Linked DNA regions of Homo sapiens: all the other regions are linked to region 2. Evidence: chromatin contacts called from ENCODE Hi-C or POLR2A ChIA-PET data. All regions are on one chromosome and are shown on one strand. The core of a region is the stretch at or near the end of the contact, and the rest is flanking DNA. Distances in the headings are between cores, read along the strand shown.

The links. Hi-C counts contacts between places; a loop is a spot of excess contacts on that map. ChIA-PET counts read pairs that join two places held with the same protein, here RNA polymerase II (POLR2A). Pooled maps may share reads with other maps.
Region 1: a pooled map shows a loop between it and region 2 (2.9-fold over the local background). The contact joins the enhancer-like site here to the promoter of UBE2Z in region 2. A Hi-C loop is called at or near these places in 1 of 50 pooled maps. POLR2A ChIA-PET finds 5 or more read pairs at or near these places in 2 of 52 experiments (GM12878 and K562).
Region 3: a loop to region 2 is called in a pooled map, with 11 times the contacts of the local background. The contact joins the enhancer-like site here to the promoter of UBE2Z in region 2. A Hi-C loop is called at or near these places in 1 of 168 maps with a recorded cell type or tissue (CD4-positive, alpha-beta T cell) and 5 of 50 pooled maps. POLR2A ChIA-PET finds 5 or more read pairs at or near these places in 1 of 52 experiments (CD4-positive, alpha-beta T cell).

The regions. Positions count from the first base shown.
Region 1 is chr17:47,285,032-47,289,125 of GRCh38, reverse strand. It overlaps ITGB3 (integrin subunit beta 3), which reads right to left. Exons shown (of 15, transcript NM_000212.3): 5 at 2,704-2,866; 6 at 1,895-2,056. Among named protein-coding and RNA genes, the nearest start is that of ITGB3, 33 kb to the right of the region's middle. RefSeq lists enhancers at 289-583, 1,977-2,026, 2,437-2,726, 2,817-2,866. Within about 2 kb of position 2,790, at least 3 of the 41 ENCODE cell types and tissues checked have a DNase peak (open chromatin) inside an H3K27ac peak, as active enhancers do; they include GM12878, where a contact is called at or near this core.
Region 2 is chr17:48,906,477-48,910,644 of GRCh38, reverse strand. UBE2Z (ubiquitin conjugating enzyme E2 Z) reads right to left here and starts at 2,238. Exons shown (of 7, transcript NM_023079.5): 1 at 1,825-2,238. The coding sequence starts at 2,141. LOC105371814 (a long non-coding RNA gene) reads left to right here and starts at 1,662. Exons shown (of 4, transcript NR_135674.1): 1 at 1,662-1,706. RefSeq lists enhancers at 457-506, 527-576 and silencers at 1,450-1,579, 1,850-2,099.
Region 3 is chr17:47,066,306-47,070,467 of GRCh38, reverse strand. The region is part of intron 2 of LOC101927060 (a long non-coding RNA gene); the gene reads left to right. Among named protein-coding and RNA genes, the nearest start is that of RPRML, 89 kb to the right of the region's middle. RefSeq lists enhancers at 1,318-1,817, 1,818-2,319. Within about 2 kb of position 2,912, at least 38 of the 41 ENCODE cell types and tissues checked have a DNase peak (open chromatin) inside an H3K27ac peak, as active enhancers do; they include CD4-positive, alpha-beta T cell, where a contact is called at or near this core.

The sequences.
Region 1 (4,094 bases), core at 1,541-4,040, 1.6 Mb after region 2:
GCCTGGCCCTCGTGATCCTCCACCGTGTGGTCTCAGTCTTTCTTTCCAAATATTGCTCACCTCTCTCCCTCTTCCACTCAGCAGTGATCTGGCCCACTGTCTCCCACCTGGAGTGGCCTTCTTGTTGGTAATCCTCCTCCTTTCTTAGGGCCTAGCTTAGCCCCCACCTTCTTCAGGAGACTTCCTTGGCCATCCCAGCTCATGATGACCTTTCCTCCCTTGGATACGTATAGCCACATTGGCTGTGCCACACCCATTTGGCACTAATCATGCATCTTGTGTTATTGTAAATATATATATCCTTTCTCCTCAAGTAGACCAAAAACTCCCCAAGGATAGAACCATACATAGTCTTGTTACCTCCCTCAGCCCCTGGCCCAGTGCCTTGCATAGATTAGGGGTCAAATGTTGCTGACTCATTGTCTGGTAGTGCTTGACTTGGATATGGCTGACACCAAGGAACTCAAGGACACTGTGCGGGGGCGGTGGTGAATCGTGAACATGTCCATGGGATCCTAGACCTTGCAGGGAGCTCATTAGATCCTCAGCTCAGTCTCCTGCCTTTACACAGGTACACCTTTAAGTCACCTAGATGAGGAAGTTGCTATATTGTCCTTAGGAGACGAAGAGTTCACACCTGCCCCAGATACCTAGAGCATTACAGCACATTTCTCTTATGGCTTATAGTAATTTCTCCTGATTCAATTTAAATATTTTCCTCTTGTTTAACCTTCTATGGCCATATAAAACAACTTATAAGAAGTTTTCTCATGTATAAGCTAAATCATCCTTTAGCCTTCTTTCTTTCAAGCTAAATGACTCTGGCCCTTTAATCTTTCCTCGTAGGACCTGTTCACCATGCCTTTTATGTTCTTTCCCCTCTTTCTCTCTCTCTCTCTCTCTCTCTCTCTCTCTCTCTTTCTAAGAGAAGGGGTCTCCACTAGGAGCAATGGCTCACACCTGTAATCCCAGCACTTTGGGAGGCTTAAGAGGGCAGATTGCTTAAGCCAAGGAGTTTGAGACCAGCCTGGGCAACATAGAAAGACCCTGTTTTCAAAAATTAGCTGGGCATGGTAGTGCATGCCTGTGGTCCCAGCTATTCAGGAGACTGAGGTGGTGAAGCTTGTGAGCCAAGATTGCACTACTGCACTCCAGCTGGGCAACAAAGCAAGACTCTGTATCAAAAAAAAAAAAAAAAAAAAAAAAAAAAAAAAGCAGGGGTGGTTCTTGCTCTGTCACTCAGGCTGGAGTGTAGTGGCAAGATCACAGCTCACTGCAGCCTCAGACTACTGGGCTCAAGAGATCTTTCTGCCTCAGCCCCACAAGTAGCTGGGACCATAGGCACAAACCACAACACTCAACGAATTTTTGCATTTTCTTGTAGAGGCAGGGTCTCACTATATTTCCCAAGCTGGTTTCAAACTCCTGGACTCACGTGATCCTCCCACCTCAGCCTCCCAAAGTGCTGAGATTACAGGCATGAGCCATCATATGCCTGGCCAATCTTTCTCTTTTTTTTCCTCTGTCTTCTTCCAATAACCACAAGTTAGTATGGTATTCCAAGAAAGGGCTAATCAGAGTGGAGAGGAAGACCTGCTTTCCAGCTGGGTTGTAAAAATCCTTTGGGTCCATTCTGGATCCCATGATGCTGCTGCTATGCTGGTGACAGTGAAGGCAGTGATAACACCACAATCAGGGACATCTCTAATGGTTATATAGGTTGTATGCTGGATGACGGTGTCCAGTTGGTAAGGGATAGGGGCAAGCTGGAACCGAGCCCTGCACCCTGCCCAGAAGGAGGGGCTGCCATTTTCATATTCACACAGACTCTGCCTAGATTAGGGCAACCCTCACAATCATGAATAGAAACCATAGGTGGTGCCAGAGATCTCACCATGGTAGTGGAGGCAGAGTAATGATTGTCACTACCAACATGACACTGCCCGTCATTAGGCTGGACAATGCCTGCCAGCCTTCCGTCCAATGCTATATGAGTCTTGGCATCAGTGGTAAACACCAGCAAGTGGGATGCATCATTCCTCCAGCCAATCTTTTCCTGTTAAAAGAAAACAAAAAACAAAGGCAGAGGAGACAAAACAAATTCAGCCATGTCACTGGTAGAGAACAGAGACCCAAGGTGCTCCCTGGCTAAAGGGCTGGACAGCTTATTTTTCTTCAAAACAAGGGTCTCAGTCCCAGTCCTTGGAACCGAAGCTGAAGCTTTCCAGTTCAGGAGTTTCATTCTCTTCAGAAAACAGTCTCATAGCTGATTAGTTCAAGCAGCTGAATGAGATCTTCTTAAACTCCAAACTTAACTCTTCTAATGACAGTCACATTGCTCATCTAGAAACTGACGTGCATCCACAGAGCTGATCTGGGCTAGAAGAAATCTCATCTGAACATCTGCCTACTTTGCTGAGGTTAAGTTAACTCAGCCTTAACTCTGAAGTAACTCTGAAGATGGGAAGATGCTCTCCCCTGGGAACATCTGAGACCACTGAGGTTCAAAGAAATGTCAGCTCAGGCCAGGGAGTGGATCTAAGCCAAGGCTGAATATCAGGAGCAACTTACTACTCATAACTGCAGGAAGCCCTGCTTAGTTCTCATCTCATTTTACACCAGAAATCCCCAGAGTTCAGTCACTTCCTTTCCCATTTTGATCTATGCCAGCCACACCTGGCACTCCAAGTCCTCCAAACTCACATCACAGACTGTAGCCTGCATGATGGCATCAAAGCCACCCTCTGGGGCATCTCGGTTCCGTGACACACTCTGCTTCTTCACTTCCTCATTGAAGCGGGTCACCTGGTCAGTTAGCGTCAGCACGTGTTTGTAGCCAAACATGGGCAAGCAGGTGGTCTTCATACTGGGGAGGGATGGGAGATAATTTAAGCAGACACCTTCATGGAAAAGGCAGCATGGGAATTGGGAGGAAAGAGAGGGGACAAATATAGATAGTGGTATGCCAAGGCCAGTTCCATACAACCACAGTTACCCAGACAGTTCAGACTCCAAAATCCTCAAATTATCTGAAGCTCCCCATCAACATTACCCCCATCCAGCTAACCTAGAAGATAAGAGATTGAGCTGGAAACAAGACTCCCTGAGCTTAGATCCCAGGTGCCCTCTGTACTAGTCATGGGACCTTTGGCAAGCCTCTCAATCCAACCTATGAAAGAGGGGCCAGGATAGCACATATCCCATAAGAGTTGTGAGACTTAAGTAAGTTCATACACACAAAGCACTTAGACCAGAGCGAGGCTCGAGTTGCTATTACTATCACCTTATACTTAACACTTTCCTAAAGTAACAATAAAGCAAAAGTCCATCAGTAAGTTAAGGTCCCTGAACCATCAATAAATTGATAGATCATGCAAGACAGGAGCATTTCTGCCCCCAGTCAAAATAGTGTGTTTAATTAATAGCTGATGTCTTGCCTGGGAACCTTACAACCCAGATAGAAGGTTGAATGCCACATCATATAACTTCAAAACTTTTTCTTTTTTTTTTAGAGACAGTTGTGCTCCATTGTCCAGGTTGGAGTGCAGTGGCACAATCATGGCTCACTGCAGCCTCAACCTCCCAGGCTCAATCAATCCTCCCACCTCAGCCTCCCTGTAGTCCTGGGGACTGCAGGCATGCGCCATCACACATAGCTAATTTTTTTGTAATTTTTGTAGAGATGGGGGTCTCACTATGTTGCCTAGGCTGAACTCAAACTCCTAGGCTCAAGTGATCCTCCCATCTTGGCCTCCCAAAGTGCTGGGATTACAGAAGTGAGTCACCCCACCTGGCCGTAACTTTGAAAACTAAAAAGTAAATTCACACCTTTTCAGGCTCAGCAACCAGCATTGTAAGTTATTCTAATACATGGATTTGCACAGTCTCCACCGATTAAATAAATAAGCCATTCAGTTTTAAGCCAAAGTGTCAAACAGAGGCACAAGTTATCCATTTACAGACTATAAAAGTGTCCAACAAATGTCATTTCCACTCTTTTATATTCCTTAGCACTTCATTTCTTCTGTTTTCACCCTGCAGGATGCACGGCCTTGATGAAGACAATAATGCCAACAATGGAATCGATCCTTCTG
Region 2 (4,168 bases), core at 989-3,488:
CTGAGTACTTGTCAGGCAGGCAGAGAGCAAATTATTATCAAAAGGGCATTGTTTCCTCAGGGGGAGGGGAGGGAGAGAGGAAAAAAATCAGAGATCCCAATGGCATCAAATGTCAGCCTGGAAAAGCCACTTTCCACTTACTCTCACTTCCTCCCACATGGCAATTCATTCACTCCCCACCTCCATGATTCCCAGGTACTACGACTGAATGCTAAATGAAGATTTTTTAGTAACTGGAAAGGCATCATCAACTCCACTAAAAAACTAATTCTATAAACTATACAGTGGACCTTTATTGGTAAGGGGATTGTATGAAGCAAGCCAGCCAGCAGAGAGTAAGACTATCATGGTGGCCTTCTTGCCCAGGGGTGTCTCAGGGTAGAGATCTCTTCAGGCTGGGGAGGGATCCTCAGAAATTGCTAAGAATCTCCCATCTGGAAGATGACATGTGGACTTCCATAGGAGATAAGATTTCTGACTCATATCTCACCAACTGGAATGGATCAGTTGAGAGCAAGGGGCTAAAGAACATTCTAGGTGGCGAAAAGCCTAGGGACTTGCTAGGGTGGGTAGGGACATAAAAAGGGCAAATAGGCGACAAAGCAGAGGAAAGCATTGGCCAAACTCAAAGGTATGTCAGAATTGGATGACTGAAATGGCTGGAGGAGGAAAAGAGTTGAGTGCTGAGTTTCAGTTAGAGGTGGCAATCCCTCCACAGTTGACCTCCTGTGTCAGGCACTGTGCCAGGTACTTTACACACATTATATTAATTTTTATTACAACCTTGAAAAGTAGACACAGAGACATCTGAAAGGACGTGGAACATGGGGAATAAGAACTAAACGAAGATGCTTGTGATGGGGGCATGGGGAGAAGTCAAACAGGTTTCAGGATTAATAGCTAAAGAGCACTGCCCTTTTCTTATGCGATAGGTACTATTCTATGTGCTTCTGGAAAACATCATCTACTAAATGATAGGATCTAAGATCAGTCACCCAAGAAATAAGCACAGAAAGGACTTAGGCCTTTGTTCCTATATTTGATGAGTATATTTGCTTCATAGAAGTAAAACAGACGACCCGGGGAGGGTGGGGGGTGGGGGGAGGGAAATTACAAGAAAGAAGCTCCTGAGTGGGATATTACAATCCAGAGTGGCACTGGGGAATTGGGGGGAGGTAGCCTGTGTTTCTGGAAGAGGCGTAAGAGTGGACAGCTTTGGGACACTGGAAAAGGGGTTCAAGGAAAGATTGGGGCGAGGGAAGCGATCTAGACCTGGGAAAAGACTGTGTGGAGGGAATCTGAGAAAAACGGAGGATAAAAAGAAAGGTTGGCTCGAGTCAGAGGCATGGCAAAGGAAGCTGAGTTCGTCTGTGTTAGGAACGGGGCTCCAGAGGAGAAGAGAGGGGACCGATGGGTGGGGCCTGCGGGCAGCATCTAGCAAGGTTGGGGTGGGGAAGGGGAAATAGGGGCGGCGCCGAAGGCGGGAGGGGGCGTTACTGAAGCGCTAAAGGGTCGGGTTTCCACCCGGAGGTGGGAGGTGTGGGGGAGGGTGGCCGGAATGGAGACGGAGGGCTCACGGGAGGTTGTCGAGGGGCGGGGTCGGATCTGGGCACACGAGGCGGGGGTTGGTGCTTGCGGGTCTGAGGGTGGGGGGAGAAGGGAGTTGGATCCCGACGCCCGGAGCTGGCAAGATTTGGGCCGTGGAGGTGGGCCGCCGCGAGGGCAGCGCAGTGGGTGGGGGGTGAGTTGTAGTGGGAGAGGGTGGGGGGCGGGGAAGGTCGAGCCCCGGAGCTCGGGGCTGGGGGAGGAAAAACCCCGGCTCACCGCTTGATCCGGAGTAGACACTGCGGCGCGGTGCGCTCGCCGTCCCAGTCGGAGCTGAGCGTGGGGTCCCAGTGGCTAAGCAGCGCGGCCCCGTGGGCAGCGGCTGAGGGCGGGAGCCCGGGCAGCGGAGCCAGGCCGCTCCCCGGGCCCCCGGCCCCGCCCGCTGCCGCCGCCGCCGCCCACACATCCGGCAGGAAAGGCGGCCCGAACCCGCCGCCGCTGCCGCTAACGCCAACAACACCAGCAACGCTGCTCGCCCCGGGGCCCGCCGCCCCGGCGCCCGCCGTTGCCGCCTCCTCAGTCGGACTCTCCGCCATCGCTGCTTCGCTTCCGGGACTACTCGGCAGCACGTCCGCCGACCAGAGCGGCCGCTGCTCCCGCCCGCTCCCGCACCACCGAGAACCGGGCCAGAGTGTCCCCACCCCCTCCGCTTCCACAGCCCAGACGGTGCTGGCTCCGCCCACCCCCGCCCCAACCAGCGAGAGGCGCTCTGCAAGAGCGTCCACCTACGGTCCTCCAGGACGGGAGGGGTGGGAACTAGCAGGCCGTGATGGTTCTGGGCTCGTGTGGGTCCTGCGCTGTGCGGAAGTAGCGGAGAGCCCAATTCAAGTGTTGAAAGGGGAGAAGAGAGGAGGGAGTGGGGGAGGAAGGGCCATATCATTCCCGTTAATGGCGGCGACCCTCAGACGTCTGCATGGTTAGGATTGGGGATCCAGCATCCTCATGGGAAGCTCAGTAGAGAAGTTGACTCGCTTTGGGCCCCTTCTCTCGGAAAGGCTCTGCGATTGATCCCTCCTGCACACTTGTGCACCTAGGGCAGGGTACCATTGCCCTTGCCTGCAACAGGACCAAGAGAGAACTCAACTTGGAATGAAAAGCTACCTCTTTTAGAGTTTATTCAACATATATTTATGAAGGGCCTACTAAATGCCAGTCACTGTTGCTAGTTGTTGCCATGGGGATAATGAAACAGAACTAGAGAAGCTTGGTGAAAGGAAGAAACATCAGGCCTCCTGACTCCAAGCTTAGTACTTTTTCTTCCCACAAATCTTGGAATATACAGGAATCGAGGTACTGTGAGTGTAAACCCTGAGGATTCTTTGGGTCTTTCCTAAAATGTTTAAAGTGAAAAATAATCTGCCAGGCTCGGTGGCTCACGCCTGTAATCCCAGCACTTTGGGAGGCCGAGGTGGGCGAATCACGAGGTTAGGAGTTCGAGACCAGCCTAACATGGTGAAACCCCGCCTCTATTAAAAATACAAAAATTAGCCGGGCGTGGTGGCGTGCACCTGTAGTCCCAGCTACTCAGGAGGCTTAGGCAGGTGGATCACTTGAACCCGGGAGGCGGAGTTTGCAGTGAGTTGAGATCACGCCACTGCACTCCAGCCTGGGCGACAGAGCCAGACTCCGTCTCAAAAAAAAAAAAAAAAATTCCTATGGACTAAGAATGACAGGGGCCTTCCTAAAAAACTGTTTTTCCTTGCCGGGCGCGGTGGCTCATGCCTGTAATCCCAGCACTTTGGGAGGCTGAGGCGGGCGGATCACTAGGTCAGGAGATCAAGACCATCCTGGCTAACACTGTGAAACCCCGTCTCTACTAAAAATACAAAAAATTAGCCGGGCGTGGTGGCGGGCGCCTGTAGTCCCAGCTACTCGGAAGGCTGAGGCAGGAGAATGGCGTGAACCCGGGAGGCGGAGCTTGCAGTGGGCGGAGATCGTGCCACTGCACTCCAGCCTGGGCGACAGAGCAAGACTCCGTCTCAAAACAAAAACAAAAACTTTTTTCCCTAGCAAAAATATAGGATCAATATTAACTGGAAACCAGTGGGGCCAGATGTATTTCAGACTTTGGAATGACACACCAAGCAAGGAGTGGGGCAGCGCCGGGTAGCCAAACCTATTGACATTTCTGCATCAAAGTGTATGAACATTCGTACCAAGTCAAATGAATAGCCTCACTTTGGATGTTTTGCCACCAAGTTTGGTTTTTTAAAAAAGAAGTCTGGGCCGGGCACGGTGGCTCACGTCTGTAATCCCAACAATTTGGGAGGCCGAGGTGGGTGGATCACCTGAGGTAAGGAGTTCGAGACCAGCTTGACCAATATGGTGAAACCCCGTCTCTACTAAAAATACAAAAATTAGCCGGGTGTGTTGGCAGGCGCCTGTAGTCCCAACTACTCAGGAGGCTGAGACAGAAGAATCACTTGAACCCGGGAAGGAGAAGTTGCAGTGAGCCGAGACTGAGTCACTGCACTCCATCCTGGGTAAAAGAGTGAGACTCCGTCTCAAAAAAAAGAGTCTGGCTTTAGAGTTTTTTTGTTTTTTGTTTTTTGTTTTTAAAGAG
Region 3 (4,162 bases), core at 1,663-4,162, 1.8 Mb after region 2:
TTGATGAGTCACGTTTTTTCAATTGGAAAAGAATGACAAAGTTACCCTCTGATTCAGAAAGGCAGCTGATCTTTCAGGCATGTGAGTGCTGACTGAGGAAACCGCACCTCTGTCCACCTGAGGAAAGTTGGATTTCTGTGATGGGTGGGGTGGTGGGGGTTGGAGCTTTGAAGTAATTAAATACCAGATGAAGGGTGAGAAACTTCTAGCTTGTGATTCCCAGACTCAGGGCTAGTGGATGAGGGCAGAATCTTCTCTATATTCTTGTCCCATATCCCAGAGGATTCTAACAAGGACCAAACTCTGAATGAAAACAGGACCATTGCCTGACCCATTCACCAGTGTTTGGCACACACTGGTGCTCAAAAAATAAGCTGTTGAATGAATTGATTAATAAAATAAAAATGAGGCACGGGGCAGGTATCTCCATTTCACACACTGTGGGAAGTTGGGGTATATAACTCTGAAGTGTTAAGATGACTGTGGAGCTCCTTCCATTAAGTCAAGCTGCCAATAAGGCTGAAACCAACTTAAATATACTAATGGGAGGACATTGAAGGTAAACAGCATTCATTTTTTCAACGGAATAAGACTATAAATGGCAAGCAGAGACAAGGTTCTTTGGGGCCCTTTAAAACTGTGGTCAAATGGCCCACCCATCTGATGCCAGGTCCTCAGGATTCAGAGAACATGTGTACCAAAAAGCCCCCAGGAAACTAAATGCTAGCATGGGACTTGGGTGCCTCTGGAATGTCCTTCTGCCTCAGCTACTCTGAGATAACATGGTTCCCTGTGTTCATGGAACCCAGATGGCCAAAAGTCAATGATCCAGCACTTATAAGAAAAGAAAGCCATTCAAGAGCCTCTGTACCCACCTAGGCCTCAGCCTCCCCAGGACCTACTCACCTATACTCTTCACAACAGGTAACATTGCCTCTGGCACCCATCACATCCCCTGAATTTGGCATCAGGATTGATCTGCCATCAGCTCTGGCAGGGAGAGGCCCTTACAAATGCCAGGAAAAGAAACATGAACAATATTCTGTGACCACAGCCAACACCACACAGAACTTCCCAGAGGCTCTCCAGGGCAAGAACACCAACCAGAAGGAAGGGGCAGCTTCCATCATTCTGTGCTAAGTGAGCTGAGTGAGTGGCCATCTCTCACCTTCCAGATATTTGAATGATACCTACCATTCCAGCAGCCAGCACAAGTCATTTAATATGAATGCCAGAAACACAATCCCTGAGGACAGGTGCAGGAGACCAGATGCCAGGAAAAACCCCGGCTGACCCAAGAGTTGGGGAGAGCCCACTGCTCCTCCACCCTTATTTACCACCTGAGCCCCTGCACCCACCAATCATGCTGCTCAGTCTCTAACTGTGGGTCTGAGTGAGCACCTACATTTGGCTGTTGAGGGGCAGCTGGTGGAAGGAGACTCTGCACTAAGTTCTCAGGTTGAATGGGAGTGGGGTCGAGGGAAGCAATGGACGCAGAGTTGGGGTAAAGACATGCGGTGGTGTCAGCGGGGGTGAAAGGACACGGAGATGTCATTTTTTAACAAGATTGGGTGAGGGTGGTAGGAAAGGAGGCAGTAAGAGTTCAGGACAGTTTAGCAAAGACTTAGGGATGGGGTGTCCTCAGGACGGCAGGAGACGGAAAAGAAGGTATACAGTGGCTAGGAGACTAAGGATGAGAAGACACTGTTAAGACTTGGAATAAGGCTGAGATCGGAGTTATCCAGAAGAAAGCGGTGAGCTCAACAGGGCACCAACTTCCTGGGGCTGGACTACGGCTGCGCAAATCCCACCCAGCCCAAAAAAGTAAGTGTGAGGAGAGAAGGGAAAAACTAAAAAGGAAAATCAGAAAAAAACAAAAGAGATGGACGGCAGTGCGTGCGCAGGGGCAGTACCCATGCCGTTGCCCGGCCTGCCAGCTGCAGGAGCAGGAGAACTCGGGAATGAGGAAGAAACCAGGAAATGACAGAAAGAAAAAAAAAAAAGAACGCAAATAGAGAAATGGAAAAAATAAGAAAGATTGGAAAAAACAGAAATTTTGAAAAAAGGATAATACTAAAAAAATAAATAGTATAAAAGGAAGGCAAAATGTTAAGGCATGTCAAAAATTATCTGTAAAAGTCATAAAAAATGCTATAAAAAGAATTTATGCAAAACATATTATATAATTTAAAACTAATTTGGCCTCCTAAATGTAAAACTATTAAGTTTATGTGCAAGGTGTATAAGGAAAATAAAATACACTTTTAATAAAAGGATTATAAAGAGGCATAAAAATTTGAATTCTTACCTACATTAAAAGGTCAAAAAAATTTGTTTTAAAAGTTTAAGCAAGTTTTAAAATGTTAATTATAAAAAAAATTCTGTGTATAAACATATCGGCTAAAGTTAAAGGGGTATCATCCAGTTTTTCTATGAACTGAACATAAAAATAAAAGCACAATAGGTTTTTCTTAAAGCACTAACCTGCTCTTTAACAAAAATTATAAAGGGTTAAAAAGAATCTATAAAAATCTTACCTTATAGTCAAACGTTAAAATTAAATAATATCTACAAGGTTTTATTAAAATGTAGTTTAACATTAATAGTACACTAATATAAAGGTAAAATTTAACTTATCTCTTATAAAATCATACAGGAAACATTATCAAACATAAAATGATGTTTGACTTTCTTTATTCTAAAAACTAATAAAAATAGGTGCTAAAAATTTTCCAAATGAAAATAAATATTGCTAAACCAAAGAGAAATGTTATCTAAGCCCCGTATAAAAAATAAATAAATCTTGTTCCAATTGCATCAAAAAACCCATTAAGGGCCCTCCAGCACAGGGTTAATACCAACGAGTTTCCACCTCCAGCTGCTCCTAGAGTGGCCACAGCATGAGCCATCTGGTGGGGGACCTAGCCGCCAACAGACACTTCCTGTACAGGGGAGGGGGGAGGGGGCCAGGCAGCCGTTAGACAGCACAACCGAACCCAACACCGGGGCCCAACGGCAGGGGCTTGGGCAGGAGCAAGGTCCGAGGGCTGCCAGGTAAGTCACAGGGCCACTCATCCCTAAGGCCACAACGCAAGGGAGCAATAAAGGCCACAGGGAGGCCAAGACCTTAAGGGGAGCCAGGCCGCCGCGTCCCCTAGGCAGCGCTCAGCGGGGAAGGAGTTGGAGGTGTCACTATGGGGCCTCAAGCCCCAAGATGTACAAAGTTCTAAGAAAAAACCCCAAAGTTTCCTTCAAAAGCAACATAAGAAAAAGTTAAAAAAAAAAAAACTTAAGAAGGCACTAAGGACTTATAGACCAAAAAATACCTATAGTTTGCCTTACTTACATTCTACTGCTAATGTCCCCACATTTAAAACAAAAAATCAGTTTCTCAAAAATTATATACTTATTTTCCACTTTCCCTTCCCTCAAAACTAAAAGCCTTTTAGCACAGGTACCACCCCTAACATTTCCAGTACACCAGCACCAGCTTGAAAACCACGTCCTTATCGAAAGATGTAAAAAAAAGAAAAATGCAAGCCAGCCTAGGAAGAAACCTACCTTAAGCTGCTGACCACCAAGACTGCCATTCGCACAGCAAAAAAATAAATTAACACGTCGTACCCAAGTCGAGAAAATGTCATCACCATAAAAGTCATAGGCCATTGCTCCAGGGTCAAGCCCTACCAAATTAAAACTAAAAAAACTTTATCTATCTTTTCTCTCCTTCAACTACTTCCCATCTTATTAATGTAACTAAATCTAACTCACCTCAAATTATTACTTTTAATGCCTGTTTAGTTATCACTCCTCTCTTACCAAATAACAAAACCAAAGTCTCTATAGTAAAAGTAAAAAACCTAAGGCAAACAACAAGACATCAAAATATAAATGCCTGGCTAAAATAAATGAAATATTCCGTTCACTCTTTAAACAAAAACAACTGTTACACTTGTGCGCACGGTGAACCAGAGGTCCAGGTTATCCACTTTCCACTCAAATAGTCTTCTAATCAACAAGACATAGACGACATGGTATCTCCTTTTCAAAATCCTACAGCCTAGGATAGTAAACTGTACCAAACTCTCTCTGCTATTTCCTGAAGTGCAGTAGTACCCTGCGGGTCTGCTCCCAAGAGCCATCCAGCCTCCCATCTTCCAAG